Linked DNA regions of Homo sapiens: region 1 is linked to region 2. A link is an interaction called in ENCODE POLR2A ChIA-PET data of the cell type or tissue named here. Cell type or tissue: GM12878. All regions are shown on one strand. Links, peaks and the distances in the headings refer to the core of each region. The heading gives the core; the rest is flanking DNA. Region 1 overlaps TAOK3 (TAO kinase 3). Region 2 overlaps TAOK3 (TAO kinase 3).

Region 1 (15,710 bases), core at 6,271-8,770, 150 kb after region 2:
ACTTTTTCTGAAGTAAAGCTTAGTTCAGACTATTTAAAGTGGCATATATATTTAGATATTTATATACTTACAGATATTGTCCTTGGAATGACAAAAAAATTTTTTCATTATCACCACTTTTGATAGATAACAGGAGTATCTAATACAGAATGATAGATGGTCCAGAAATAATTTATTCTTGATTTTGGAGTAAATTTTTGTGATTATATTTGAATCGGGGTCTGCAGTCTAGTGGTTAATGGCCAACCAAGTAGTGACATCACGGCATGAAGAGATGAATGACCCAGGCTTCCTCTTGTGATCCCAGCTTACTCCAGCTTACTCTGAAAACAACACTTTCTCTTGTTGATTCTAAGATTTCACTTACAGCTTCACTGGAACAGGATAGTTGAAAGTTGATTTACAGAGACTTCTTGGCTAAGAGATAAAATAGTCTATGATATCGGCATCACAAAACATTAAGTAAAATAGGTGTTAGCAACTAAAGGAGATTTTAGCTGAGTGAGTAGCTAACCAAATGAAGAAAGAAGAGTATACTGTACTTTCTTAACAAGTAGTCTTCTTCTTTTCACCACAGTTTAACATCTTAACAGTCCTGATTCACTGCTTTGTTTCCTTTGCTCAGATGTTCTGGAAAAATTGTGAATTTTGTCCTTGGAAAATATAGATGGTTTGTTTACTCTATAATCCCAAGTGAAGAATGTTTTTTCCTAAAATTCAAACTAGTGACATTTGCATAGTCACCTCTTCTCTTTGGAATCTGTCTGCTTCTCTCAGTCTTGTCACTACTTCCTTTGTCCAAGCTACTACCATCTCTCTTGCCTGGACCTTTCCAGTAGCCTCCCAGCTATCTTCATATGTTCTTGCCTCCTTCATTCTGTTCTCCCCATGGCAGCCAGAGTAATCATTTTCAAATGCATCTCATTATGACACTCTCACATGCATGAAATCCATTTCTCCTATACTAAAGATCAGTGTCCTTATATTGGCCTGTAAAGCCTCAATGGTCCTGCCTACCTGGCCAGACTTATCTCATATTACGTTACACCAGCCCCTCTGACCTTCTTTCAGCCCTTGATGGCACCATGTTTCCTCTCCAACCCCTAGGGTTTTGCACATGCTGTTTTCTCTACTGAGAGTATTCTTCCCTTTCCTTTTCCGCTGGTTAACTCTGAATAATTTTTCTTAGTTACTACCAAGATTAAATATTTTCTATTAAATTCTTCTAGGGCCAAGTACGTCCTCTTCAAAGCAGTGATCACAGTAATTTTTAGTTCATTTCTGCGGTTCTTTAATTTTTGATTCTATAATAAAGACACACGGTGGCAGTTATCATGGCCTTTTACTCACCTTTGTGTCCTGTATCTTGCACACTGCCTGTCACATGATAGGAGCTTGTTAAGTTTGTGTTGAGTGAATGAGTGAACAAATAATTTCTGTTAGTGAGAAACCAAAGATACAGAAACTCACAAGTGTCCCTCTCACTTAATACTCAATTAATGAGCAAATAAAAAAAATTGGGGGAAGGATGTGCAACACTAAGCTTTTCTGTGCTTACATCTGCATTGGCTTTCCAAATAACTTAATCTTCAGTTGCAATAAGCTGTTACAGTCCCTTTCATTTAGTAAGGCTGGCTTGGTTTTTGTCTGTTCTTTTTAGGAAATGAATGAGGACCATAGCACACCCAAGAAAGAGAAGCAAGAGCGGATCTCCAAACATAAAGAGAACTTGCAGCACACACAGGCTGAAGAGGAAGCCCACCTTCTCACTCAACAGAGACTGTACTACGACAAAAATTGTCGTTTCTTCAAGCGGAAAATAATGATCAAGCGGCACGAGGTGGAGCAGCAGAACATTCGGGAGGTATTTATTACGCTCGTAACTATTGTCATTGACATAGGAGACAATATGCTATGTGAGGCTTGTGACCATGTCTGCCTGGTCCATTCCTATATCCCTAGCCTTTCTAGCCTTTTAGCACAGTGGCTAACACAGAGTAGGTATACAAAAAAAGTCAGGGAATGAACTTACTATTGATAAGAGGAAGCCCACTCACAGAACAAGGAATCAACTCCATCTAAATACATGTAATAGAATTTTATTGAACTCCCGTTATAAGCCATATCACACAATGAAGAATCAAAAGAAGTAGAATCGAGAATTTTTGTTTTCAGCCTACTTGTCAAGGACTTGTATTTTTGTGACTCCGCATAAAACATTTAAGTAACATTATGATGCTCTATAACTAAGTGCATTTATTCCATCATCCAGTACTCTCAGAGTGAGTGCTAGACACCAGGGATACCAAGAAGCTGTACTCCCTGCCTTCAAATGGCTATGAGTCTAAGAGCAGAAAAAAACATGTAACAGACTAATTACAATACAATATGTTAGGTGACATATTAGACATAGAAATAAAGTATCATTGGCATACAATCATGAGAGGGCTTAGATGACTCTGCTATTGATGAAAAGATGAGTGTGACCAGAGTTCTGTGTATATAGAGTGGCGGGCAGAACAATATTAGTTGGAAGCAGAATGTAGAGACCCTTGTTTAAGGCAAGGCATTTGACTTTTAGCCTGAAGGCAGTGGCCATGAGAGATTTTTAAGCAGGGTAATGACATGATGAGACATTTCTTTATTTTGAAGAATTAGTGCATCAGCCAGGCATGGTGGCTCATGCCTGTAATCCCAGCACTTTGGGAGGCCAAGGCAGAAGGATCACTTGAGGTCAGGAGTTTGAGACCAACCTGGCCAACATGGTGAAACCCCGTCTCTACTAAAAATACAAAAATTACCTGGGCATGGTGGTGCACGCCTATAATCCCAGCTACTCAGGAGACTGAGGCAGGAGAATCACTTGAGCCTAGGAGGCAGAGGTTACAGTGAGCCAGGATCGTGCCACTGCACTCCAGCCTGGGTGATAGAGTGAGACTTATCTCAAACAAACAAACAAACAAACAAAAGAATTAGTGCTTCAGTATGATAGAGAGATAGAAGTCATGAAAAGCAAAGTGCAATGAGGTCAGCCAGGATGCTCTTTCTCCAGTTCTAGCCTGGAAGAGGCTGTGGGGATAGAGGCAATTAGATCTGAGTGACATTTCTTACTCAGAACTGATAGTTAATCCTTACCAAATAGATATGGGAATTTCAGAAGAGGAAGTCAGAAGTGACTTCCAAGTTTCTAATTTGGGAGGTTGGATGGATATGCTGGCATTCACTGAGATGAGGAATACAGAATACTGTGTTCAACAGAAAATCATTGTGACCTGGAGTAAGCAGAGAAAACTTTATAAATGATCTAGCACAGTGGTAACAGTATCAAAGTCTGAGAAAAGCCCAGTGTTAGCCTACATGAGGGAAACAAGCACTTCCAGCACAGTTAATACAAAAGTGAATTGATAGAACCTTGTTAGAGAGCTGCATTGAAATGAGAAGGAAAAAGGGTGAAGCAAACTAAAATGTATTGAACACATGTAGGCCAGGCTCAGGCTCTTTCTGCATGCTGTCTTATTGGAAGAGGGAGAGCTGTGAGCTGCTGAACATTTTTTTGTGGAGACAGAGTCTCGCTCTGTTGCCCAGGCTGGAGTACAGTGGCGCAACCTCAGCTCACTGCAACCTCCACCTCCTAGGTTCAAGCGATCCTCCCACTTCAGCCCCCCAGGTAGCTGGGATTACGGGCACACACCACCACGCCCGGTTAATTTTTATATTTTTAGTAGAGGTGGGGGTTTTACCATGTTGTCCAGGTTGGTCTCAAACTCTTGAGCTCAAGTGACCTGCCTGCCTCAGCCTCCCAAAGTGTGGAGATTACAGGCATGAGCCACCACATCCAGCCTGCTAAACATTTTTGAGAAGGGCAGTGATATGGCTAAAATTGTACTTTAAAGAGATTAGCCCAGATTGACAGTAATACACAGAATGATTTGAACATAGATTCTCAATGGGGGTGATAACGCCCCCAGTGGGTGAAAGTGGGTTCCTGTTGGGGTGCGGTGACCTAGGTCTTATTACAGCTTCAAAGGACCACAGTGCATAAACAGATACACAGTTTACCTGTGGTATTAATATTTCAGTGATGGGGATAATTAAGGGAGAAAAAGCCTAGAAAGCCTCCTTATAGGGGCAATGATGAAAAAAAAAACTGCTTGAGAAACACAGGATTAGAGAGAAGAGACTAGTAGCAGGAAATAGGATATGGACAAGGCTGGTGGTAGTGGCTGTCAGAGCAGTAGATTCAAAACACCATTTGAAGTTTAAAGTAAACAGGACTTGACATATACTAAGATACGAGAGAGGCCGGGCGCAGTGGCTCACTCCTGTAATCCCAGCACTTTGGGAAGCCGAGGCGGGCGGATCACGAGGTCGGGAGATGGAGACCATCCTGGCTAACATGGTGAAACCCCGTCTCTACTAAAAATTCAAAAAAATTGGCTGGGCGCAGTGGCAGGCATCTGTAGTCCCAGCTACTCGGGAGGCTGAGGCAGGAGAATGGCGTGAACCCGGGAGGCGGAGCTTGCAGTGAGCAGAGATTGCGCCACTGCACTCCAGACTGGGTGACAGAGGGAGACTCCGTCTCAAAAAAAAAGATATGAGAGAAAAGATGATGGAATCAAAATTATTTCTAGGGCTTAACACTAGGGGAAATGAAGATGTGGTAGAAACAGAGAAGAGATTAAAGAGAGGTTTTGGTAAGAAGCTGACTCAGGCCGGGCATGCTGGCTCATACCTATAATCCCAGCACTTTGGGAGGCTCAGGCAGGCGGATCACTTGAGGTCAGGAGTTCGAGACCAGCCTGGCCAACATGGTGAAACCCCATCTGTACTACAAAAATTAGCCAGGCGTGGTGGTGGGCGCCTGTAATCCCAGCTACTCGGGAGGCTGAGGTGGGAGGATGGCTTGAACCCAGGAGGCAGAGCTTGCAGTAAGCTGAGATCATGCCATTGCGTTCCAACCTGGATGACAGAGTGAGACTGTCTTTAAAAAAAAAGGGGGGGGGGTGGGGGTGGGCGTGGTGGCTCACGCCTGTAATCCCAGCACTTTGGGAGGCCAAGGCAGGTGGGTCACCTGAGGTCAGGAGTTCGAGACCAGCCTGGCCAACATGGTGAAACTCTGTCTCTACTAAAAATACAAAAATTAGCCAAGTGTGGTGGTGGGTGCCTGTAATCCCAGCTACTTGGGAGGCTGAGGAGGGAGAATCACTTGAACCTGGGAGGCAGAGGTTGCAGTGAGCCGAGATCGCGCCATTCCACTCCAGCCTGGGCAACAAGAGTGAAACTCTGTCTCAAAAAAATAGAAAGAAAGAAAGAAAGAAAGGAAGGAAGGAAGGAAGGAAGGAAGGAAGGAAGGAAGGAAGGAAAGCAAGCAAGCTGATTCAGTACTGCACATTTTGAGTTTGTCAGAAGTCAAAAAATCAAAATGAAAAAGGCTAATGGCCAGTTGGAAATAAGTCATTTGGGAGTCTTTTCATGTAACATTTATTGTTATTCTAATAATAGATATTTGGAGGAAGTCTGAGGCTAAGGGGACAATTCATGTCAATAAAAGTTACAGAAGATAATTACTCCCTAAAAATGATAGAAACTATATTGGTGACTTCATTAGTATTAGGTTCTAGCCAGTTGAGCAAAAAATAACTCTGTAAGAGTATTTTTCTTAAAAGTCTAGATTTTCTTTTGTTTAGTCTTATTCCAGAGCCCACCTTCATGAAAATGTTCAAAGCTTTTTTATTTACAAAAGTAACTCAAGAACATTGAAAATAGACGAAAACAGAAACACATAAAGCTAAGTAGTGAAAGTTCTTTTTAACAGTTTTATTGAGATATCAACATATAAAAATTGTATGTATTTACGGTATACAACTTGATGTTTTGATATATGTATACATTGTGAAATAATCACCACATGAAAGCTAACTAACATATCCATTACCTCCGCATAGTTACATTTGTGTGCATGTGTGCATGGGGTTGAGTAGGGAGATTTAATTTAGGACTTGTCCTCTTAGCAAATTACAAGCATGTAATACAACATTGTTAACTATCATCACCATGCAGTGAGTGCATTAGAGCTCCAGTAATTATTCGTCTTGCATAACTGGAACTTTCTACCATTTGACCAGCATCAGCCCATCTTCACCTTTTCGACAATCCCATTCCACCCAATCTCTACCCTCAAACAGTCTCCATTAATTTGGCATGTATATTTCTAGGTTTTTTTCTATATACATATGTACAGCTATATTATATATGACTTTACAAAAATGAGATTACTTTTGTATCAGTAGGATTATTTGATTTGCAAGCAATAGAAATAAACTCTGGCTGACTTAAGGCTGAAAAGGAATTTATTGGAAGGATATGAGGTAGGTAAAGAGCTGAAGAACTGAGCGGGAAAACATGAAGAGCCACGCTGGTAAAGCAACTTCCATGACACAGAGAGCAAGGGCTCATGTGCAGTTCTCCAGGCACTGCCATTTCAGTGTACCTCCTCCAACCACTTTTTGTCTTTGTATCGTTTCTGTTCGAGATTAAAATTCCTAGGAGAGATATAACTTGATTGGGTCATGTGCTTATGCCTTATTCAACACTCTCTCTGATTCCAGATAAGGGGGAGTCATTTTGCAAAAAAAGGAAAAAAAAAAAAAAGAGCCTATAAAGAGAAGCAGGAAAAATGGAAGCTGAGCCTTACAAAAAGTAACAGATGTCCACTCCACTGTTTTGTAACTCTTTTTTCCATTTACCTTCCAGCACGTACAGCTCTGCTTCATTCTTTTTCATCTAATAGTATTTTGTTGTATGGCCTCAATATCATTTATTTAATGAGACACTTCTCGGTGGACATTTTGTTGAAGTTTTACAGTATTATTAATAATATAAGAACATTGTTGTACATAGATATTTTTACATGTAAACAAGTATTTTGGGGGATACATTTTCGGAAGTGGAATTCCTGGGTCAAAGAATGCATACATCTAAATTTTTAAAATAAATATCACTAAATTGCTCTCTAAAGGAGTTTATACTCCCACCAACAAAGCACAAGAATGCCTGGTTTCCTGTGTCTTTGCCTAAAGGATTGAGTATTAGCAATCCTTTTAATTAGTGAAAACAAGAAGATCACTGAAACTGGGTTGAGCCTCTTTCTCTATCACCAACACACACAGACACTCAGCATTTTCTGACCAGTGTTGAAACTAAGAACTGAAACTAAGAAGGCATTAAATGTCATAGGCTGACAGCATCTCTATTTAAAAGTTAGAATTCTCGTTTTTACTCAACCTCAGTGAGCCTGAGCATAAAAATTTGGCATGAGTGAAATCCGCTGCTTTTAAAGAAGTCAATACTACTTCCATTAGAAGTTAGAGTGCTTGAAACACACTGGACATTGACCGAGGGAAAGGAAGCTGCATGTATCTTATCCCACACTCCCTCCAGGGCTTATACGTGTGTGTGTGTGTGTGTGTGTGTATGTGTGTGTGTGTGTGTGTATATATATATATACACACACACACATACATTGAGTACATGGGTGGGCAGAATGATCTGTACCATTAAAACTGATTTTTTAGTTTTTGCTCAGCTCATTTTGTTAAATTTGTATAAGCTAAAGGTGCACATGATGTGGCTCTAGTGTGTATATTGTGTCATTTGTACAAATAAAGTAACCATTGTATCATGTCTAGCTAGAGCAGAATTCTTCAAAATATTTTATCACAGACTGAAAAAGTATAAAACAGGAAAGTATGCCATTTATTAGAACTTTTTTTTTTTTTTTTTGAGACGGAGTTTCGCTCTTGTTGCCCAGGCTGGAATGCAATGGCGCAGTCTCAGCTCACTGCAACCTCCGCCTCCCGAGTTCAAGTGATTCTCCTGCCTCAGCCTCCCAAGTAGCTGGGATTACAGGCATGTGCCACCACACCTGGCTAATTTTGTATTTTTGGTAGAGACAGGGTTTAACCACGTTGGCCAGGCTGATCTCGAACTCCTGACCTCAGCTGATCCACCTGTCTCAGCCTCCCAAAGTGCTGGGATTATAGGCATGAGCCACCGCGTCTGGCCTCATTTATTGGAACATTTCTAATGGAAAATGCTGAGAAGCTAAATACCTGAGTTTTAGCCTCAGTTCTCTTTATAGAAGTTGTGTAACTTTATGTTAGTCCTTCAACTCCCAAATGCCTACTAACACATATAAAAGGGGGAAATCCTTACAGTCTTATCACCTCATAGGGTGGCAATTTGGATTGAATGAGATGTATGGAATAACTTTTAAAAATGGAAAGCACATTAAACATTATTATGTAGGCACAGCACTGGCCTCATAATAAGGTGAATAATTTTTCCCCCATGTCTCAAATATTAAAGGTAGCTTACCATCTTACACCTCAGCAACTCAGATGTACAAATTAAAGGTGAAGGGAACAACTTGTAACAGAAAAGCCATTTCAGTATCATGTTTTTCTTACTCTTCTAATAGTTTATAAAAACTAGATTTAAGATATTATATGCCATGTATTCCCTTCTGAATAGAGAAAAATAATGACATTTATGTATTCTGAAGCACTTTCTTATGGTCTTTCATTTTATCTTTACAACTACGATAGTTCACAATGTGTACTGCTATCCTCATTTTACACCTGAAATACAGATTAAGAGACTTGCCCCAAGCCATACATAAGACTTATAGAGGAGCTGAAACTGACTCACACCCTTAGCACTTTTCCATTGATTCTCAAACTTTCATATATATCAGAATTAGCTGCGTAGCTTGTTATAGAGACTAGTCCCTTATAACACAGGTAATTCGGATGTAGGTATTCTGTGGACAGTATCTTGAAGCATTTCATTAAGCAGGAAGAGAAGCACTTGATTTCTTCTGAAGGTGTTTGCTTGCTTTGTGTGTTTTGCTTTGTGTCAAGAGCCCATGAGTTTCAGGGCTCTTAGCAACTCAGGCTCAGTTTGCATTTCTCAATTTAGGAAAGTGTGGGATGAATAAATGCCTGGTGTTGGGACTCCTGGACCTCAATTAAAGTCCTCATTTAAAGGGCTTTCCTTGGCCTGGGAGAGCTTTCGTCTGTGGGAAGGGCTCTCCATCCTTTGGTGCCACCTACGGGCCAGTTACTGCTTTGTAAAAAAGAAATTTGATGGTCTAGGTAAAGAAGAAAAATAAAACAAAGGAAAACACGGGAGGAGATGAGAGAGATAACTCTAAGGGCTTATTTTTTATTCCTTAAAACAAATTTAAATTGTATTTATACTTTGGGTTTTTTCTCCTTATAAGGTCGCTGAGGGGGTGTACATGTTCACTGTTCTATCCCTAGTTCCTACAACAGTGCCCAGCACATAGTAGGTGCTCAATAACTACTTGTTGAATGAATAAGTGAATGATTAGTGACTGTACTCTAGTACTAGATGCTGTGCTATTAAAAGGATTTCTCTTCAATCAATAGGGAGCCCAAGTGTGCAAGATATTTCCAACCACGCCAGTATAAAAATGTTATCGATGATATCTATTAAAATAAATAATTTGCATTTTCTCCTATAGTGGATGCCATCAGAGAAGAGAGGCCCTCTATTGTTCTAATTTAAAGTACAGCTGAGGCTGGGGCATGGTGGCTCACGCCTGTAGTCCCAGCACTTTGAAAGGCCGAGGCGGGTGGATCACCTGCGGTCAGGAGTTTGAGAACAGCCTGGCCAACATGGTGAAACCCCATCTATACTAAAAATACAAAAATTAGCCAGGCGTGGTGGTGGGCACCTGTAATCCCAGCTACTCGGGAGGCTGAGGCGGGAGAATTGCTTGAACCCTGGAGGCGGAGGTTGCAGCAAGCCAAGATCGCACCATTGCACTCCAGCCTGGGCAACAAAGTAGAAACTCCGTCTCAAAAATTTAATAAATAAGTATAAATAAAGTACAGCTCAAAAGCTTTCTCCTTTCCTTGACGTTCTTTTGTTTGTTTGTTTGTTTCGTTGTTGTTTTTCTGTTTTTTTTGAGACGGAGTCTCGCTCTGTCCCCCAGGCTGGAGTGCAGTGGCGCGATCTTGGCTCCCTGCAAGCTACGCCTCCCGGGTTCACGCCATTCTCCTGCCTCAGCCTTCCGAGTAGCTGGGACTACAGGTGCCCGCCACCAGGCCCGGCTAATTTTTTTTTTGTATTTTTAAGTGGAGACGGGGTTTCACCATGTTAGCCAGGATGGTCTCGATCTCCTGACCTCGTGATCCACCCGCCTCGGCCTCCCAAAGTGCTGGGATTGCAGGCGTGAGCCACCGCCCCAGGCTCCTTGACCTTCTTAATAGTAATACTGCTAGGTCGGGCACGGTGGCTCACGCCTGTAATCCTACCACTTTGAGAGGCCAAGGCGGGCAGATCACCTGAGATCGGGAGTTCGAGACCAGCCTGACCAACATGGAGAAACTCCATCTCTACTAAAAATACAAAAGTTAGCCAGGCGTGGTGGCATGTGCCTGTAGTCCAAGCTACTCTGGAGGTTGAGGCAGGAGAATTGCTTGAACCTGGGAGGCGGAGGTTGCTGTGAGCCGAAGTCACACCATTGCACTCCATTGCACTGGGCAACAAGAGCAATACTCTGTCTCAAAATAATAGTAATAATAATACCACCCTTTTCAGAAATCTTATAGCATAAAATCTTTACCCCTTTTATAGCATTCATCACTTATCCAACATTGCTCTCTCTCTTTTTTTTTTTTTAATTTGGACGTAAAACTTATTTCCTGGCTGGGCATGGTGGGGTGGCTCATGCCTATAATCACAGCATTTTGGGAGGTTGAGATGGGAGGATCACTTGAGTCCAGGAGTCCGAGACCAACCTGGGCAACATAGTGAGACCCCATCTCTACCCCCACCCCCCCCAAAAAAAAAGTATGTCCCTGTATTAATTAAGATTTTTTTGTTTGCATGTTAACTGAAATTTATTTCAGCTAGCTTAAGCCAAAACCAGGGAAATTACTATAGAAATACAGGAATGTCTTATAAAATCGAATAGCAGTAATACAGCTAGACCTACTGGAGGGCTCAGAAGCAGTAAGTAACTTAGGCATCAGTATATTCCCTGCACTTCTTTCTTTTCCTTTCTTCTTGATCTGAAGCCCAGCTTTCTCTAATCCTCAGCCCTCATAGCAGCAGATGACTACCACATATGTGGTTTTTATATGCCTTAATTCCAGCCACACATAGAGATTAACTGGTTCTGAATATCAATTCCAAATTCCGAGTAGAGAAAATAAATTGACCCAGGTTGGGCCACGTATCTAAATCTGATTCAGTGAGCTTTGAGCAGAGCATATACTTCAATAAATGTCTAGTGCACTTCCCTGTTGGAGTGTCAGTGAGTTGAGGACAGAAGTCATGGTTTAATAAATATTTTTATGTACTGAGAGCACATTGTTCTGATCTTCATATATAGTGCTATTTAGGAAATATTCTTCAATTGAGGAATGAAAAGATTTCACCCAACTTCCCCTTTTTTCTAGTTTGCTTTCCTTTCCTCCTTCAATACCAAAGAAAGAAAGAAAGAAAAGGAAGAAAGAAAGACATGAGTAGAACGGAAAAGAACAGAGTGATTAGATCTATAAATGATCAAACAGACTGTAATGCAGAAGATGAAAGGGGAGAGATCTCATCTGTTTTTTTTTCCCCAACATGCCTTGAACTCTGAGATTTTAAAAAATAGACAATTGGCCTACCTCTGATTCATGCAAAAACAGAGTATTTCCCAGAAAGCTAAGAACATTGCAGATATTATCAGTTTAATTCTCAATCTTGATTGCTTATTGGCACCACCTGGAGAACTCTTCCCAATACTGACATCAGGCTCCCACCCCAGACAGTTATAAGAATTTCACCCTGTGAGATTCAAGCATCTTATGTTTGAAAAGTTTCCTCACATGATTTTTATGGGCCGTCAGGGTGTAGGACCACTAGCTTCACTGAAGAAACATTTATGTAGACCTATGCATAGCACATCACCTAACTAAGGTTCACAGCAGCTCTGTGAGGTAAGAGAGAGTCAGGTAGAATTAATCCCATTTTACAGAGAGTACAGTAGTGATTGCTGTGAAGTTGCCCATTTTGTAAGTGGTGGACCCAGGAACAGAACCTAAACCTGAAGAGATTGTTAATTTAATCTCATTAAGTCCTGCTGCCAAACACTAATGGGTTTAATTAAGAGATGGTTAGCAGTGCCATTCCTTGCCCTCCCTCACTTAGTTGTGCATTCCTTCCAGTTCATCTCCATTCACCTCTCTCCGTTTATCTTTTGTTCCTGGACGCAGGAACTAAATAAAAAGAGGACCCAGAAGGAGATGGAGCATGCCATGCTAATCCGGCACGACGAGTCCACCCGAGAGCTAGAGTACAGGCAGCTGCACACGTTACAGAAGCTACGCATGGATCTGATCCGTTTACAGCACCAGACGGAACTGGAAAACCAGCTGGAGTACAATAAGAGGCGAGAAAGAGAACTGCACAGAAAGCATGTCATGGAACTTCGGCAACAGCCAAAAAACTTAAAGGTAAGATTTGTGCTGCTGGACAGTGTTGGACCAGATCAGTGGTTTCTCTACCTGAAGTGTCAGAGTCACCTGAGCAACTTTTCAGAATCACAAATTTCTGCACCCCACACCTATTGTATCAGAATCTCCAGTTGCAAAGCACAGAGTCTATATTTAAGCTCCTGAAAAGGAGATGTTGGGCAAGCTGGTTTGGAAACTATTATTATACTACATTATCTATCAATTTGTCATCATATCCATTATGGAATTTCTCTGAGCACTTCATGACCTGCCATCTTCAAAACTGGACTAATAGCAGTTTATGGTTTTAATCCCAGGAAATAAGGAAGTTCTATTGGTGTTAGGTACTTTGAGCACTGCTGTATTGAGAAAGACTCTAAAGCCACATCCAAGCTTAGGAGGAAAGAGTGTCATTTATTAGTGATGTCTGTCATGGTCATCAGGAATGAATCTATAAGTGCCAGGCATTTACCACTTCTGCACTAGAGATGCAGAGATGTGGAGGAACTCCTGTAGCCCTCACTGCCTCCAGCTAATTTTAGCTGACTGCTAATTAACAAGCTCTGTGTACTAAGCCATTGCTATATATCCGGGAGGACGTTGTCAGTGTTGCCACAGATATGAGGCCAACCTGGATCACACTGGCTATGCGTCTCTTCAGTCAAATTCTAAGCTAAGCAATGATTTCTATCACCATAAGTCCTCAGAGTGTTCGTGAAGTGCACACATGACTGTGGGGCAACCTGATGGAATGCCTTCTGGGCTCAAAATAATATACTCTACCTTCTCTTTGCCCAAATGCATATTTTATATTGCTACATGCAAGCACAACCTCTTAATGGGGAAAAAAATTCTAAATCACTTTTCTCTCTCAGTTTACGCTGAAATCCAGTAGAAATGCGTTAGGATATAAGGTACCATCCATATACTCTCCTTTATGGAGTTGATAAGAAATTGCTATAAACCAGAGCAGTGAGAGCTGGCTTATATAATGCTATCCCCTGTCTCACTTGAAAACAGGGTGAAACACAGAAACAAAAAAAAAGGGGGGAAAAACAATGAACAATGGAAGACACTGAAGTGTCTGACTAGGAAAGCATGAAAAGAGTTGCCACTCTTTCAACAAGCTAAGCTTCATAGTATCGCTCAATCTGCTTAGAGTTGTCATCCCCTTGTAACAGTCCATATTTTCTTTGACCCCATTTGTAAATTCAAAATTACTTATAGTCATTCAATATAAAACCAAAAGTACAGGTAGAGTTAACTTTTGTCTGTGTCATACATACTGCTTGATTTTTATTGATTAGCAATGTGAGTCACTGCACCAAAAAACAGACGCTCTCAGCACTTGTATTATATCATTATGGTAGAAGGCTTTCTGTATTTACTGATGTGCCTTTATTTTTCCTTTGTCACTTTTTCTACCCAGGCCATGGAAATGCAAATTAAAAAACAGTTTCAGGACACTTGCAAAGTACAGACCAAACAGTATAAAGCACTCAAGAATCACCAGTTGGAAGTTACTCCAAAGAATGAGCACAAAACAATCTTAAAGACACTGAAAGATGAGCAGACAAGAAAACTTGCCATTTTGGCAGAGCAGTATGAACAGAGTATAAATGAAATGATGGCCTCTCAAGCGGTAAGTGGTTAGGTTTGGTGCCACGGCTTCGAGAGCTTTGGGAATCAAGAAAATCCAAGATCCAGCCTGTTGTTCCCAAGATGATTCTTGCACAAATTTAGGATATTGATGTTTTTCTGCCCAAAGGACTGAGGAAAGGACGACGTTGAATAAAGCCAAGCCAATGTGGATACTTGCTGGAGTGTCTTATAAGATGGAACTCAAGGAGTGACATGCCACATCAGACCTGTGGCACATAGGGACTTTGAGGGCAAATGTGATAGATACCACATATGATACCATGTGTTCATTTATGAAAGATTTTACTGACTGCCCTCCCCGCAACTAATATCAGGCACAAATGAATAAGAGTCCCTGCCCTTAGGGAGCCCACAGTCAAGTGAGGAAGACAGATACACAGACACACTCATGCAATAAACTTTTATTAAGCATCAGTGTTCAGCACTCTGCTGGACTCAGAGGTGGAGGATGAGCTAGACAGACAATTTGTCAGTCAAGCCAGGTGGTCAGATAATTAAGCAGTAATAGTAAAACATGGTAAGTGGGGCCGGGCGCGGTGGCTCACGCCTGTAATCCCAGCATTTTGGGAGGCCGAGGCAGGTGGATCACAAGGTCAGGAGTTCGAAACCAGGCTGACCAACATGGTGAAACCCCATCTCTACCAAAAGTACAAAAATTAGCTGGGCAGGCACCTGTAGTCCCAGCTACTCAGGAGGCTGAGGCAGGAGAATCACTTGAACCCGGGAGGTGGAGGTTGCAGTGAGCTGAGATCACATCACTGCACTCCAGCCTGGGTGACAGAGCAAGACTCTGTCTCAAAAAAAAAAAAAAAAGTGAGTGATTTGAAATGGGAGGTACTGGGGGTTAGGGGAGAACAAGTAGGACTAACTAAGCTCGTCTAGGGAAATCTTCCTAGAGGGAGCCAAGAAACTTTAAGGAATTCATTGACATAAACCGATTCCTTGAAACTGGGACCTACATAGGCAAAGGTTCAAACAGAGGAAAATATATGGAGACAGAAAGAACTTTGGTGTGAGCCCAAAGTTCAAGGAGGAAGATTGCAGGAACCCAGAATGGAGAGGTCATAAAGGGAGCTTGGGATGGGAGCTTGCCTGGTAATTCGGTGAAGCTTTCCCAAGGAGATGAGTCTTAAAGAGTAATAGTTTACCAAATAGGCATAAAAGAAAAAGTTGTTCCTGACAGAGGATACAGTATATGCAAAGACTTAGAGACGTGAAAGAGGATGGCACATTTGAGAAACAATGAGTAATTGCTATGGCAAGAGTATAGGATGCTTGTTGAGGGAAAGCGGGAGGATAGTCAGGGTCAGAGCCTCAGAAGCCAGGAGTTTGAATGTTATTTTGTAAGCAATGGAGAGCTGTTGAACCGTGTTTTAAGAAGGAAAGCATAACTGGATCAGATTTGTGTTACAGAAAGATATTAGCAGAAATGTGGCAAATATAGGTAAAGAGACCTGTTAGGAAGCCATTATAATAGTTCAGGAAAAAGGTGATGAGAGAACATGCTAATGGAGA
Region 2 (15,710 bases), core at 6,280-8,779:
GTATATTATTGTTCAGTATCTTATTATATACTTTTTTTTTTTAAGAAATGATGTCTTGCTACGTTGTCCAGGCTTGTCTCAAATACCTGGGGCTCAAGCGATCCTCCCAACTCAGCCTCCCAAAGTGCTAGAGTTACAGGCAAGAGCCACCATACCCGGCTACTCGTAGAAACTTGTCATAAGGAAATAATTATGGGAACATCACTATCTATTTCCAGAACTTTTTCATCATCCCAAGCAGAAATTCTGTACCTATTAAGCACTTACTCCCCATTTCCCCCTCTCTGCCTAGGCCCTTATCTATTTTTCTGTCTGTATGAATTTTGCCTATTCTAAATATTTCATACAAGTGGAATCATATAATATTTGTCCTTTTTTGTCTGGCTTTTTTCACTTAGCACAATGGTTCATCCATGCTGTAACATCTATCAGTACTTCATTCCTTTTTATGGCTAAGTAATATTTTGCTGTATCTATATCCCACATTTTGTTCATCTGTGTATCTGTCTGCTGATGGACACTTCACGTTGTTTCCACCTTTTGGCTATTGTGAATAATGCTGGTATGAACATTGGCATACAAGTATCTGTTTGAGTCCCTCTTTTCAATTCTTTGGGGTATATAACTGGGAGTAGAGTTGCTGAGTCATGGTAATTCTATGTATAACTTTTTGAGGAGCTGTTCAACTGTTTTCCATAGAGGCTGCATCATTTTATATTCCCACCAGCAGTGTGCGAAAGGGTTCCAGTGTCTTCACATCCTCACCAACACTTGTTGTTTTCTGGTTTTTTTTTAATTATAATCATCTTAATGAGTATAAAATAATATCTCATCGTGGTTTTGCATTTCCCTAATAATTAATGATAAGCATTTTTTCATGTGTTTATTGGCCATTTGTACATCTTCTTTGAGTAAATGGCTATTCAAGTCCTTGACAATATTAAGTTTTCTAGTTCTCATTTCAAAATTGGGTCGTTTGTCTTTTTGTTGTTAAGTTATAGCAGTTCTTTATATGTTGTAGATTATTATCAGGTTTCTAATAAAACAATTTTAGATTATCTAAATTCTTATCAGGTTTATGATTTGCAAATATTTTCTCTGTCACTCTTGATAGCGTCCTTTGATACACATAAGTTCTGAATTTTAGTAAAGTCCAATTTATTTTTCTTTTGTTTCCTGTAAAAGCTTTTGGTGTCATTTTATTGTTGAGGGGTTTTTTGCTTTTAAAATATTTATTTTATAATTGACAAATGAAAAATTATATTTATGGTATACAATGTGATGTTTTGATATATGCATACATTGTAGAATGAATACATCAAGCTAGATAACATATCCATCACCAGATTTCAGCTGATAATTTGTATCTTCTGACCAATATTTCTCCAATTCCTCACCTCTCCAGCCCCTGGAAAGCACCATTGTATTCTCTGCTTCTGAGTTCTGTTTTTTTTCAGATACCACACATAAATGAGATCATACAACTTCTGTCTTTCTGTGCCTGCCTTATTTCATTGAGTGTAATGTTCTCTATGTTCATCCATGTTGTTGCAAATGACAGGATTTCCTTCTTTTTGAAGGCTGAATAGTATTCCATTGTGTACACATGCCACATTTTCCATTCACCCACTGACGGACACTTGGGTTGATTCCTTATCTTAGCTGTTGTGAATAATGTTGCAATGAACATGAAAAGTACATATCTCTTTCACATATTCATTTCATTTCCTTTGGATGTGTATCATTAGTGGGATTGCCAGGTCATATCGTAGTTCTAATTTTAATTTTTTGAGAAACCTCCATACTGCTTTCCATAATCACTGTGCTAATTTACATTCCCACTAACAGTGTACAAGGGTTCCCTTTTCTCTACATGCTCACCAACACTCAGTCTTTTGTCTTTTTGCTAAAAACTATTCTTACAGGTGTGAGGTGGTAGCTCCTTGTGGTTTTAATTAAGAAATCATTGCCAAATCCATGGTCATGCAGATTTGTCCCTATATTTAAGAGTTGTGGCCAGGCGCAGCGGCTCACACCTGTAATCCCAGCACTTTGGGAGGCTGAGGCAGGCAGATCACGAGGTCTAGAAATCGAGACCATCCTGGCCAACATGGTGAAACCCTGTCTTTACTAAAAATACAAAAATTAGCTGGGCGTGGTGGTGCGTTCCTGTAGTCCCAGCTACTTGGGAGGCTAAGGCAGGAGAATCGCTTGAACCCAGGAGGCGGAGGTTGCAGTGAGCCAAGATCGCGTCATTGCGCTCCAGCCTGGTGACAGAGCAAGACTCCATCTAAAAAAAAAAAAAAAAAAAGTTTTATAGCTTTATATCTTATTTAGGTCTCGGATCTATTCTGAGTTATTGTTTGTATATAGTATAAAGTAAGGGCCCAACTTCATTTTTTTGGCCTATGGATATCCAGTTATCCCAGTACCATTTGGTGAAAAGACTGACCTTTCCCTGTTGTCTTGGCACCCTTGTTGAAAATCAATTTGCTGTAGATATGAATGTTTATTTCTGGGCTGTCAGTTCTATTCCATTGGTCTATATATGTCTGTCCTTAGGCCAGTACTGCAGTGTTTTGATTACTGAGCTTTGTAATAAGCTGCAGGAAATGTGAGTCCTCCAACTGGTTTTTGTTTTTTTTGTTTGTTTGTCTTTTTTAGATTATTTTTGCTATTCTGGGTCCTTTGAAATCATATGGATTTTAGGACAGGTTTTTCCATTTCTGTACAAAACACCATTGGGATTTTGATACAAATTGTATTGGATCTGTATATTGTTTGGAGTCATATTGTCACCTTGACAATATTAAGTTTTCTAGCTCCTGAACACATAATGTCTTTCTATTTATTTAGGTCTTTAAAAATTTCTGGCTGGGTGCAGTAATCCCACACCTGTAATCCTAGCACTTTGGGAGGCCGAGGCAGGTGGATCACGAGGTCAGGAGATCGAGACCATCCTGGCTAACACGGTGAAACCCGTCTCTACTAAAAATACAAAAAATTAGCTTGGCGTGGTGGCAGGCGCCTGTAGTCCCAGCTACTCTGGAGGCTGAGGCAGGAGAATGGCGTGAACCCAGAAGGCGGAGCTTGTAGTGAGCCAAGATCGCGCCACTGCACTCCAGCCTGGGCAACAGAGCAAGACTGTCTAAAAAAAAAAAAAAAAAAAAATTCTCCCAGCGATTTTTTTTTTTTTTTTTTTTTGAGACAAACTTTCACTTCGTTGCCCAGGCCAGAGTGTAGTGGCACAATAATCTCGGCTCACTGCAACTTCTGCCTCACAGTTTCGAGCAATTCTCCTGCCTCAGCCTCCCAAGTAGCTGGAGTTACAGGCGTGCACCACCACACCCAGCTAATTTTTGTATTTTTAATAGAGACGGGGCTTCGCCATGTTGGCCAGGCTGGTCTCGAACTCCTGAGCTCAAGCAATCCACCCACCTTGGCCTCCCAAATGCTGAGATTACAGGCGTGAGCCACCGTGCCCAGCCCCAGCAATGTTTTGTAGTTTTCATTGTTCATGTTTTTATGCTTCCTTGGTTAAATTTATTCCAAGGAGGAATAATTGAAGTATTCTTTTTGCTCTTATTATAGATTGTTTTCTTAATTTCCTTTTCAGATTGTTCATTGCCAGTATATAGAAATACAACTGATTTTGTTATTTTTATACCCTGGAACTTTGCTAAATTTATTTAATAGCTCTAGTAGTTTGTAGATGTGAGTTATTTAGGGTTTTCTGGATATAAGATCATGTCATTGGCCAGCCACGATGGCTCATGCCTGTAATCCTGGCACTTTGGGAGGCCGAACCAGGAGGATTGCTTGAGCCAGAAGTTCAAGACCAGCCTGGACAAAATTGTAAGAGCTTGTCTTTATTAACAATCAAAAAAAAAAAGAGAGAGAATCTAGCCAGGCAGGGTGGTACACGACTGTGTTCCCAGCTACTCAGGAGGCTGAGGGTAGGATGCTGCAGTGATCCGAGATTGCACAACTGCACTCCAGCCTGGATGACAGAGCGAGACCCCACCTCTAAGAGAGAGTAAAAAAAAAATGATGTCCTTGAGGCAAAATATTTTTTTACCATCCTATCTTTTATGAATCAGACCAAAGAAAATAATGTATGCCAAATGAGTAGGAGCTCTTTCAGTAGGACAGTATGTAAGCTAGTATATTTAACCAGACTCTTATGAGTAGCAGGTATGCTGCAGTTAAAGGGAAGTTAAAAGGTAAGATTTACATTAACAAATCCATGATCATTAGGCCATTTTTTAGATTCCTTTTCTTGAACATTTTTAAACCAGACACTGCACATAAATTTATTTAAGAAGGCAGAAACACCCATTATTAGGAATAAATTGAAGGGAGATGTAAGAAATCAAATAATTAGAGGCAGTCTCTAAGTCACATGTGCATGATGTCTCATTACATTCCCCTTGGGATCTTGGCATCAGTACCTCCTAATAACCTCCCTACTCCTTTTTCCATTGTAAAAATATCCCAGCAGCAACCAAGCTGTCTTGAGTCCATACCATTACCTCACAGTGAGCCTGGAAAACTATCTGATCCAAAATTCACAGTCTCCTTTATTTACTATCTGTTTCAATTTTCCTTTGTCATTTATACTTGCATTTGCCTCCTTTTACCCTAACCAATTTTTTTCTCTCATGTGCATATATGTATTCCCTCTTTCCCAACACTGTCATAATTACTTCAAATAATTATTCAATCCTATCACTTTCATTTTTAGATTTTCCTTTTTGGGGGGAGGAGGATTATTTTCTTTTTAAAAATGTTAACAAAATATTTCAAACTTGCAGAATATAACCAATATCCATGATCCTATCTCTCAGAATTAATTTTTTAAAGAAATAAAAACATATATTTGGAGTCTCCTTTGTACTTCTTTCCAATTCCATTCTTTTCCATCCACCCCAAATCCATCTACTCTCCTGAAGGTGGTGCATATTATTCTTTTTACCATTTGTACTCTTATTTATGTGTGCTACAAACAATACATTTTTGTGGGTTTTAACATTTGCATAAATTTGAATATATCCTGCATATGATTCTTCAACTTGGTTTTTCCTTTATTGTGTTTTGGAAATGTGTCTATATTGATAAATTTATATTTAGCTCATTGATTTAAACTACAACATGGCATTACATCACATGATTATATCAGTTATCCTTTTCCCCACCGATGGATGTTTAATACATTACTCATTTTTTACCATTATGAAAAATTTTCTGCTGGGTGTGGTGGCTCACGCCTGTAATCCCAGCACTTTGGGAGTCCAAGGCGGGCAGATCACTTGAGGTCAGGAGTTCACCATGACCAACATGGTGAAACCCCATCTCTACTAAAAGTATAAAAGTTAGCCAGGGGTGGTGGCACATGCCTGTAATCCCAGCTAGTCGGGAGGCTGAGACAGGAGAATTGCTTGTATGTGGGAGGCGGAGGTTGCAGCCAGCTTAGATCTTGCCACTGCACGCACTCACTCCAGCCGGGGCCATAGAGTGAGACTACATCTTAAAAAAAAAAAAGAAAAAGAAAAAGAAACAAAAACTCCTTCATGTGCCCATGCAATAGTCATGCGCATCTTCAACTTCACTAGATAGTGCTAAATTATGCTGATAAAATGGTTGTAGTAATTTTTTTCACCTTATTCTGAGCAAAAACCTGGTCTTGATAATAATTGATAAGCATTGTTATGGTGGAAAAGATACAGGATGGGATATCAGCTCCGGAACTAATTAGTTGGATAACTTATGTCAGGTTAGTCCATCCATATGAGTCTCAATTTCTCCATCTCCAAATTAAGGTCAGATTGAATATGATCTCTGAAGTCTTTTCCAACCTTGGATGTTCTGTGGTTTTAGTGCTAATGATTTATTGTATTTCAAGAGAAATAAGAGTCATACATTTTAAAATCACATTAGATCTAATAAAGAACTAATGTCACTAGTTCCCAAAATCCTCAAGTAATCCAAAAGTTAAGTTCAGGATATCCTCAAGTCTCCATTTACCATGTCATTTTTATGCACTCCATCTTAATTCACGATATTGTTTTAGAGTTATTACTCAATATTTTTTGATTTGCATAATTAGTTGTATCTCAATAGTATTTTTAAAAGATATTTTAAAATGCAAAATAAGATATTGAATTTGCTTTAGGGACAAACCCTTTGTGGACAAACCTGAAAACCTAAATTCCATATGAAACATTGATTTTGGGTAAAAACATATTCAGAGTTACAGATACTTAGCTTAGAAGTGAACTTTTGGGACCCAACTCTTTTGCAAGTTGGAGGCTTCCTGTAACGTTAATTTCAGGAAATCCTAGGCAAATATGCAGTTACTGTTCTAGAAGATACATAGGTAGTGTGTACTGTGATGGAAATTAAAATGTCACTGTTAAAAGGTTTGCATTTTGTGGGCTTGGAAGGGCCTAAAACTTCCTTCTTAGGCTTTCTCTTCACTAGTGGGCTCTTGCATTATATTACTTCCAGAGAAAGGCAGGCAGGATTAGAGGCATGGCAAGGAGAACAATTTGAGAAATACTATACTGTGCAAAAGAGCAAAGACAACTTTAATGGCAATGAGGATAAATTAACTTCTTTGACTCAGTCGCCAAGTAAGATAAATCCATAATTACTTATTCCAGTTTGATTTTTACATAAGAAGTTCTTCTGGTTATTCTTTAATATAGATTTGATTTTCTTTTCCCTAAATTTTAGCCTTAGATTACTGGACAGTTTAGTCATTTCTGTAATGTAAAAGCTTACTATTCAAGTGTCTGATACAACCTTACCATGAGGTTACTTTTGACAAAATAAAACCCTTTTAAATATTAGAGGGTCCCAGTCTTAGTTGAAGTTATAAGAAACAGCCTTTCTCAGCCTATGCGGTGGCTACGCCTGTAATCTTAGCATTTTGGGAGGCTGAAACAGGTGGATCACCTGAGGTCAGGAGTTTGAGACCAGCCTGGCCAATGTGGTGAAACCTCATTTCTACTAAAAATACAAAAATTAGCCAAGTGTGGTGGCAGATGCCTGTAATCCCAGCTACTTGGGAGGCTGAGGCAGGAGAATCACTTGAACCCAGGAGGCGGAGGTTGCAGTGAGCCAAGATCATGCCATTGCACTCCAGCCTGGACAACAGAGCAAAAACTCGGTCTCAAAAAAAAAGATAAAATAAAATAAAAAATAAAAAAGAAGAGAAAAGAAAAGAAACAGCCATTCTCTTTCCTTGTAATAGAGCTGAAAATGTCTGTCTTCTGTAATGTCTTGCCTGACTGTCCTACTAGGATCTAGCATTATCTCTAGTTGGATAGCTGTCTCTTTATATATGATTTTTAAATTTTCAGTTTTTAAAGATTTCATTTTGTTTGCTTTTAACTCTTTTAAAATAGCTATTTAGCCTCTTTTCTGCATTTTTCCGTCTTTAGTGTTAGGGATTTTGGGTTCAGTTTTATTTTCACTCCAGATTTTAATACAGGGCTCAGCAGAATAGAGCCTCACCAGCAGATAAGCATTTTTGATTGATGGAATTCACATCTGTTATGTTTCCCCAAATTTATTTTTTTCTCCACAGTCTTTCAACACTCATTATAGTTTTGTTGTGTTAGATCATGATACTACAGGCCTCTAGTTAAGATCGGTGTTACTCAGTAGCCAAAAATAATGTCAGAGTGCAAGGTAGTGACAAAACCTGTTAAAGACAAACAAAAAATTGTACTAGAAGTGATACTCTCCTGTTTCTGATGATTCAACATGCAACTGTGGACAATTAATTTCCTTTAGCTTTGCTTTCATTTCTTCATGTGTAAAATCAGGCTAACATAAGCTGTTTTGTGGATTTTGTGAATAATTCTATTATAAAACATTTGTAGGTTGTGATGCTTATTGAATTAGATATTAGTAATAAGCCTTTAATAAGTAATTTCAAGAAACATCCCTTGCTACCGTCTACTTCCCCAGACCAAGAAAAATCTTAATTTATTTTAGTTGTCCAAGGTATGGTTAGTTACAGGTTATAGGAACATTATGGGTAACTATTATCTAAAATCTTAGCATTGTTTATTTTCAGAATTACACTTGCTTATATAATTTAGCCATATTTTTTCTATAGGCTTTAAAGTAGTCTTAAATTAAGGGACTAGATTTTTTTTTAATGTCAAGCCCTTATTTTAATCTTTGGAATTTAGTAGCTTAATAAAGCTATGTCTCAATGTTTAATTATTCTGTGCCTGTTTCCCCTGGCTTCTGTGTGCCTTTTCAGTCTGTAGCTTCAAGTTTATTTTCATTTGTAGAAAGTTTTTTAAAATTATAGATTTACAATTATATTTCTATTTTTCAAGGAAACTGATTTTGAATATATTATCTTTCAAATCTATAATTTACTCTAGTTTTTAAAAACTTTATTCAAGGTGCTGTTGTTTTGCTACTTTCCTCAATTCTCCACCCATGTCCCTTACCACGTCTCCACCATTGCCAGTTCTTTGTGCTGCTTCTTGCCAGCTTCATTTCATTAGTGGTTTTATTTTTCTCCCCACATCTCTCTTGACTTCTGCCAAATCATGTTTTATTCCCTGTTTTGGCTCACGATATCTTCCATTAACTCTTACATCCCTGCTGTGAGCTCCTGTTTTATATAACAGTAACTTCATTGAGTTCCTTTTTTCTTAAAGTTTATTGGCAGTATGTTCTGACACAGCATCCATTGCTATATGACAACTTTTATTCTCTGAAAAGAGTTCTTCACCTGCCATTTCTTTTTCCCATTTCTTAGTTTTGTTTGGTTTTTAAATACTATCTTTACATAGATCTAATGCTGTTTTTAAAAAAAAAAAATTATTCAACTCTAAATGAGACTTATTCTTTGTCTCTTGGGATTCCTATGAGGAAGGGCCAAAGGCCATGTTTCAGGCTAATAAGAGTTTTCCCTATCTCATGGTGAAAATCCTTATAACAAACTTATTTGTGAGCTCTTTCTTTTTTTTCTTTTTTTCTGAGACAGAGTCTCTCTCTGTCACCCAGGCTGGAGTGCAATGGCACAACCTTGGCTTACTGCAACCTCTGCCTCCCAAGTTCAAGCGATTCTCCTGCCTCAGCCTCCCAAGTAGCTGGGATTACAGGTGCCCACTACCACACCCAGCTAATTTTTGTATTTTTAGTAAAGACAGGGTTTCACCATGTTTGTTAGGCTGGTCTCGAACTCCTGACCTCAGGTGATCCACCTGCCTCGGTCTCCCAAGGTGGTGGGATTACAGGCATGAGCCACCATGCCCGGCCCCTATTTGTGAATTCTTTGTGCCTTTATTTTTACTGAGACAACAATGTACAGTTTTATTTCATTAATTTTGAAGGAAAGGCCAGTATAAACCTTTGCTGGACACAGTTCATTAATTGTACTTTAAAAGTGCTACATGAATACCTATGAAACACTGTAGGGTCATAGAATCTGTAGATATCTACACAAACTTTGTAGATATAGCCAGTAACTATTATTTGTGGATATAGATTAAAATAACTATTATTTGTGGGGGAATAATGTAGTTGCAAAATGTCTTATGAATGTGATTAGTTTTCCCACTGCCCTAAAACTCTAAGTCCAGAATATATTAAGGCTATCTACACTACACGGTTTACACATTCTTGACTCCATTTGACCTCCTGTACTTTAAATCCTTCCTCCATATTCTCCCTTATAACAGAAGAAAAAAGCTACCAACATCACCAAGCAGATGTGGTAAACCTATTTATATAATAGAAGGATGATTATAAACATTTAATAAATTATATCAAATAGATATTATATATTAAATGGGCAGATAATAGAAATCTGTCCAAGCAAAACTCTGGATAATTTTTATGTTGCCTTATTTTTTGTTTTCTGTGAACTCCAAGAAAAATGAGATACCAGTTTGGAACAGATGTAATATTGCTGATTTAACAGTTTAGGGATACTCCCCAAGTTCAATAATTTTGCCAAGATACAAATTTAAATGGAACCTTTTATGAAGCTTCATAGTGTGTGAAGAACTTACCTTGTTTATATGTTTGAAGACATACATATTTCACATTTCAGAAGAGTCTATACATAGCTCACCAAATATCAAAACCACCTTGTTAGAAAACATTAAGGTCTGTCTTATTTATTTGTTCATTTATTTATGAGACACAGTCTCACTCTGTAATCTCACTCTGTTGTAGAGGTTGAGTGCAGTGGCACGATCACGGCTCACTGCAACCTCCATCTCCCTGACTCAAGGAATCCTCCCACCTCAGCCTTCCAAGTAGCAGGGACCACAGGTGCACGCCACTATGCCCAGCTAATTTTTATATTTTATTGTAGAAATTGGGTTTTGCCATGTTATTCAGGCTGATCTTGTGGCCTCAAACTCCTGGGCTCAAGCGATCTGCCTGCCTCAGCCTCCCAAAATGCTGTGATTACAGGTGTGAGCCACCACACCCAGCCAACATTAAGGTCTTAAGCTAATTATGAGAAGGGAGGGAGTTGCCTATGGGGGGAAAGAATAAGAAAATGGTAAAAGAAGAGAAACAGGAAAACTCAGGTTTTTGAGCTACAATAATAATTGTGGATAATCTGCTACCCAGCACATAGCCAGGAGGAAGATAAAGAAAACCACCATGTGGCGGGGCCTGATGACTCAGGCCTGTAATCTCAGCACTTTGGGAGGCTGAGGCGGGCAGATCACCTGAGGTCAGGAGTTTGAGACCAGCCTGGCCAACATGGTGAAACCCCATCTCTACTAAAAATACAAAAATTAGCCAGGCGTGGTGGCAGGCGCCTGTAATCCCAGCTACTCGGGAGGGTGAGGCAGGAGAATCTCTTGAACCCGGAAGGCGGAGGTTGCAGTGAGCCAAGATCGTGCCATTGCACTCCAGCCTGGGGGATAAGAGCAAGACTTCATCTCAAAAAAAAAAAGGAAAGAAAACCACCATTTGAGCCAAGAAGGGAGGGTAGATTTGCAGGGAGGAGGGCAGTTGTTTCAAGAAATAAAATTGAAGAGATGCAACTTAGAGCTGTAACTCATTTGTACATCTGAGAACTTAGGATGTCCATAATTTGGTTTTTACAAAATCTACCCTAGAAGGTTGGCTTTTTTTTTTTTTTTTTTTGGAGACAGTCTCACTCTGTTGCCCAGGCTGCAATGCAGTGGCCCGAGCTCGGCTCATTGCAACCTCTACCTCTGGGTTCAAGCAATTCTTCCTGCCTCAGCCTCCCAAGTAGCTGGGATTACAGACATGCAGCACCACGCCCAGCTTATTTTTGTATTTGTAGTAGAGATGGGGTTTCGCCACGTTGGCCAGGCTGGTCTCGAACTCCTGACCTCAGGTGACCCGCCCTCCTTGGCCTCCCAAAGTGCTGGGATTACAGGCGTGAGCCACCGTGCCCAGTGACATTTAAAATAATATAATTCAAAGAGGGGAAAGAAAATGTTTTAAGAACTAAATTTGAGTGCTCAATTAATTACAACCATACAGGCTTTTTTTTTTTTTTTTTTTTTTTTTTTTGGAGACAGAGTTTCGCTGCTGTTCCCCAGGCTGGAGTGCAGTGGTGCGATCTCAGGTCACTGCAACCTCCGCCTCCTGGGTTCAAACGAGTCTCCTGCCTCAGCCTCCCAAGTAGCTGGGATTACAGGCATGTGCCACCACGCCTGGCTAATTTTTGTATTTTTAGTAGAGACAGGGTTTTACCATGTTAGTCAGGCTGGTCTCAAACTCCTGACCTCAGGTAATCCACCTGCCTCGGCCTCCCAAAATGCTGCCATTACAGGTGTGAGCCACCGCGCCCGGCCAAATTACAGACTTTTCTACACCGTCTACATTCTCCCAAGACCATTTTTGGGCAGCACCCTTGCCAGGTAGAAGTACTGGTATACTGGGAAACATGCTGCTATCCTAGGAGTCAGATGACACTCATAAAAATCAGAATAATAATAACTGATTTTCCTGCCTTACTGGGTTGTTAAAATAATTGAATTTGGTTAGGTATGTGAAAGTACTTTATACAAATGTAAATGTTTAATTTTTTTTTTAAGTGAAAGCAAGTTTATTAAGAAAGTAAAGGCATAAAAGAATGGCTACTCCACAGACAGAGCAGCCCCGGGGGGTTGCTGGTTGCCCAGTTTTATGGTTATTTCTTGATGATATGCTAAACAAAGGGTCTATTATTCATGCTTCCCCTTTTTAGACCATATAGGGTAACTTCCTGATGTTGCCGTGGCATCTGTAAACTGTCATGGCATTGGTGGGAGTATAGCAGTGAGGACGACCAGAGGTCATTCTCATTGCCATCTTGGTTTTGGTGGGTTTTGGCCGGCTTCTTTACTGCAACCTGTTTTATCAGCAAGGTCTTTATGACCTGTATCTTGTGCCTACCTCCTATCCCATCCTGTGACTTAGAATGCCTTAACCTTCTTACATTTACAGATATAACTGTTTAATGTTGTTATTTTTTAAATGTAAAAAAAAAAAAAAAGTAGTCAAACTTGCCAACAGCTTATTTTAAGCAGCTATTGGGAACAAGTACCAGTAACTATCATGTAGTGTCAAACCCTTTTTCGCTATGGCCAGTACAGATGGTAACAAGTCTACAGACTACTCATTGGAGCAGTATGCAGCTTAACATTTTTAGTGTTTTAGTAATAAGATACCATTTCCGTGGTTAGAGAGTCAGCATTCAGAACTTTTGTTTTTTAAGGAAAGAACTTCCGGAACTTCATTAACAGTTCATAGAGGATACCGAGACCTCTAGCTGGCTAGCTAGTGGTAGAACTCTAGTATCAAGTGCTTGGAAATTTGTCTAGCAGTGGAAGGAAAGAAGGGGTAGCTGCAGCTGCTATCCTAAACCCTGCAAAAACACTTATACATACACAGCCTCATTTTTCCCATTGCGACCTAATAACTGAATGCAACAGTTTCTGTTTCCAGTTATGGTTCTCTTTCATTCCTGTTTAAAACAAAGGCAGCAGGTCAAGAAACTAACTAAATGTGACTAGTTAGAGGAGAAGATGTGAGGGTGGGAGGGGGAGTCAGGGAAGAAGGAGGACACAGAGATAGCAAATCCATCATCCCTTAGAGGTTAGGCCAACAAAAATAATTGAATTCCCGTGGGAGCCTAAGGTCAGAGTTAGACTACTGGTTAGATCTGAGAGCTTTGCTTTCTGTTTTACAAATGATTTTAAAGAGAAAACTATGAGGACTCCAGAGATGGGGGGGGGAAGAGGAGGCGGGAAGGTTGATTCATAAAGTGGTAAAAAACCGTGCTCAAAACCTCATTGCTTCTTGCACAATTGGTCAAGAGATGTGTCAGCAATTCCTGAGGCAATGATATAACCTGTATAGTTTAGTAATGAGAATCATTATTATTCTATTTCCACATAATTACTGATGTTTTTTGAACTATCTAGAACTGTGTTGTCCAACATTGTAGTTTCTAGCCAAAGAGCTATTTAAATGAAAATTAATTAAAATTAAACACTTAAAAATTCCGTTCTTCTGTTGCACTAGCCACATTTCAAGTGCTTACTAGCCACATGTTGTTAATGGCTACCATTATTGGATAGTGCAAATGAAGTGATAGACTATTTTCTTCATTATGGAGCATTCTATTTGAATGTACTGATGAAGCAGAACAAACTCTGAGAGCAAAAGTTTGATGTTACTACTTTACAATTGAATGATTAGTTTAAGTCCAAAGTACAATATATAAAATTATCTTTTAACTATGGAACCTACCATTGTGGCTTAGTTACTCTAAGTATCAATAATATTTCTTCAGTGAACATTAAGGTCCACTAAATAAAAGTAAGGACAGATCTATGTTAATTTTAGACTCAAGAACTTGAGGGAAACATGTATGGATTTTTATAAAAATTATGAAACGTTTCACATCCATTTACAATCATGAAGAATATAAGTCAAAAAGAAAAATTTAAACCAAGTGTTGAAATAATTAAAATTATAAGCTGGGTGAGGAGGCTCACCCCTGTAATCCCAGTATTTTGGGAGGCCAAGACAGGAGGATCACTTGAGCCCAGGAGTTCGACACTAGCCTGGGCAACATAGTGAGACCCTATCTAAATTCTAAAAAAATTAAATAAAAACATAAAAAATAAAGTTAGCAGTAAATAGGAATAGAATAAGAAAACTCCAAATGGAGGGAGAGGATCAGAAAAAACAACTATCAGGTACTATACTTAGTTCCTGGGTGACAAAATAATCTATACACCAAAACCCCATGACACCAGTTAACCTATATAATAAACTTGTATGTGTGCCCCAAACCTAAAATAAAAGTTAAAAAACAAAAACCAGCAGTGGTCGAGCTTTAAGAGAAAATAAATTACTCTGAGTATCCAGAAAAAATGACACAGAATCCTTTCTACATTCTTTATTATTTTATGAAACATGGTGTCCTCTTGTAAATATCTGAAAAGTGATTTCTATCCTATGACAGAAGAAGACTAACCTCTCCAAAGCAGCAGAGGAGAAAATCGAATGGCAATTGAGCCAACTTTTTTTTTTTTTTTTTTTTTTGAGACGGAGTCTCGTTTGCTGTTGCCCAGGCTGGAGTGCAGTGGCGTGATCTCAGCTCATGCAAACTCTGCCTCCCAGGTTCAAGCAATGCTCCTTCCTCAGCCTCCCAAATAGCTGGGATTACAGGCACCCGCCACCACACCCTGCTAATTTTTGTATTTTTAGTAGAGATGGGGTTTCACCATGATGGTCAGGCTAGTCTGAATTCCTGACCTCAAGTGATCTGCCCACCTCTGCCTCCTAAAGTGCTGAGATTACAGGCGTGAGCCACCACGCCCAGCCGCCAACTTTTTGACATGCATAAAATAGTAAAAAATTAACAGTTAAATACTTAACAGTTGATATATATGTTCTCTATAGAATATCACATTTAATTATGTCATTTGTTAGTAGTAGTGGATTAAGTTTATTTTTATTATTTTTTTGTTTTTTGAGACAGAGTCTTGCTTTGTCACCCAGGCTGGAGTGCAGTGGCACAGTCTCAGCTCACTGCAACCTCCGCCTCCCAGGTTAAAGGGATTCTCCTGCTTCAGCCTCCCTAGTAGCTAGAATTACAGATGCATGCCCGGCTAATTTTTGTATTTTTAGTAGAGACAGGGTTTCACCACGTTGATCAGGCTGGTCTTGAACTCCTGACCTCAAACAATCCTCCCGCCTCAGCCTCCGAAAGTGTTGGGATTACAGGCATAAACCACCAAACCCGGCGGGTTAAGTTTATTGAATGCTTATTCTATGCATGCCACCTTGTTTAACACATTACATACACTATCTTATTAAATCCTGACAATAAACAATCCTGTGCTCGATATATTTATTATATTATGTCCTTTGTACAGATGAGGAAACTGAACCTTAGATTTGAAACCTGCCATATGGTTAGTTAGGATTAGATCTGGGATTTGAACTCAGTTCTACTTTAATCATAACCCGTGTTCTTAACCATGGTTGCTTTTCCAGATAGCAGGCTGAAGACTACACTCTTAAGCAGAGGATTTAAACATAAATCTTTTTCACTCCAGGTGTCGTGTTGTTTCTCTTTGCCATTTGCCTTTCATAGCAACGGAAAATGAGGGAATAACTGTAATTTTATAATATCTAATGAAATTATTGGCATCCCTATAAGCACAATCAATTTTCATAAGTTT

The links. Peaks named below come from ENCODE experiments on the same cell type or tissue, not always from the same donor. Only the 100,000 strongest peaks of a DNase experiment are listed, where the experiment ranks them.
Region 1: POLR2A ChIA-PET joins it to region 2 with 6 read pairs; 4 of 35 experiments call an interaction of 5 or more read pairs at or near these places.

Annotation. Positions count from the first base shown.
Region 1 is chr12:118,158,611-118,174,320 of GRCh38, reverse strand. It overlaps TAOK3 (TAO kinase 3), which reads left to right. Exons shown (of 21, transcript NM_016281.4): 17 at 1,661-1,864; 18 at 12,294-12,533; 19 at 13,963-14,175. Among named protein-coding and RNA genes, the nearest start is that of PEBP1, 30 kb to the right of the region's middle. RefSeq lists an enhancer at 7,026-7,135 and a silencer at 7,376-7,425. In GM12878, for the core only: no CTCF peak of the experiment used is centred there; a DNase peak (open chromatin) is centred at 7,220; H3K27ac peaks cover 1,329 bases.
Region 2 is chr12:118,304,760-118,320,469 of GRCh38, reverse strand. The region is part of intron 1 of TAOK3 (TAO kinase 3); the gene reads left to right. Among named protein-coding and RNA genes, the nearest start is that of TAOK3, 60 kb to the left of the region's middle. RefSeq lists an enhancer at 12,172-12,271. In GM12878, for the core only: no CTCF peak of the experiment used is centred there; a DNase peak (open chromatin) is centred at 7,719; H3K4me3 peaks cover 489 bases; H3K27ac peaks cover 2,500 bases.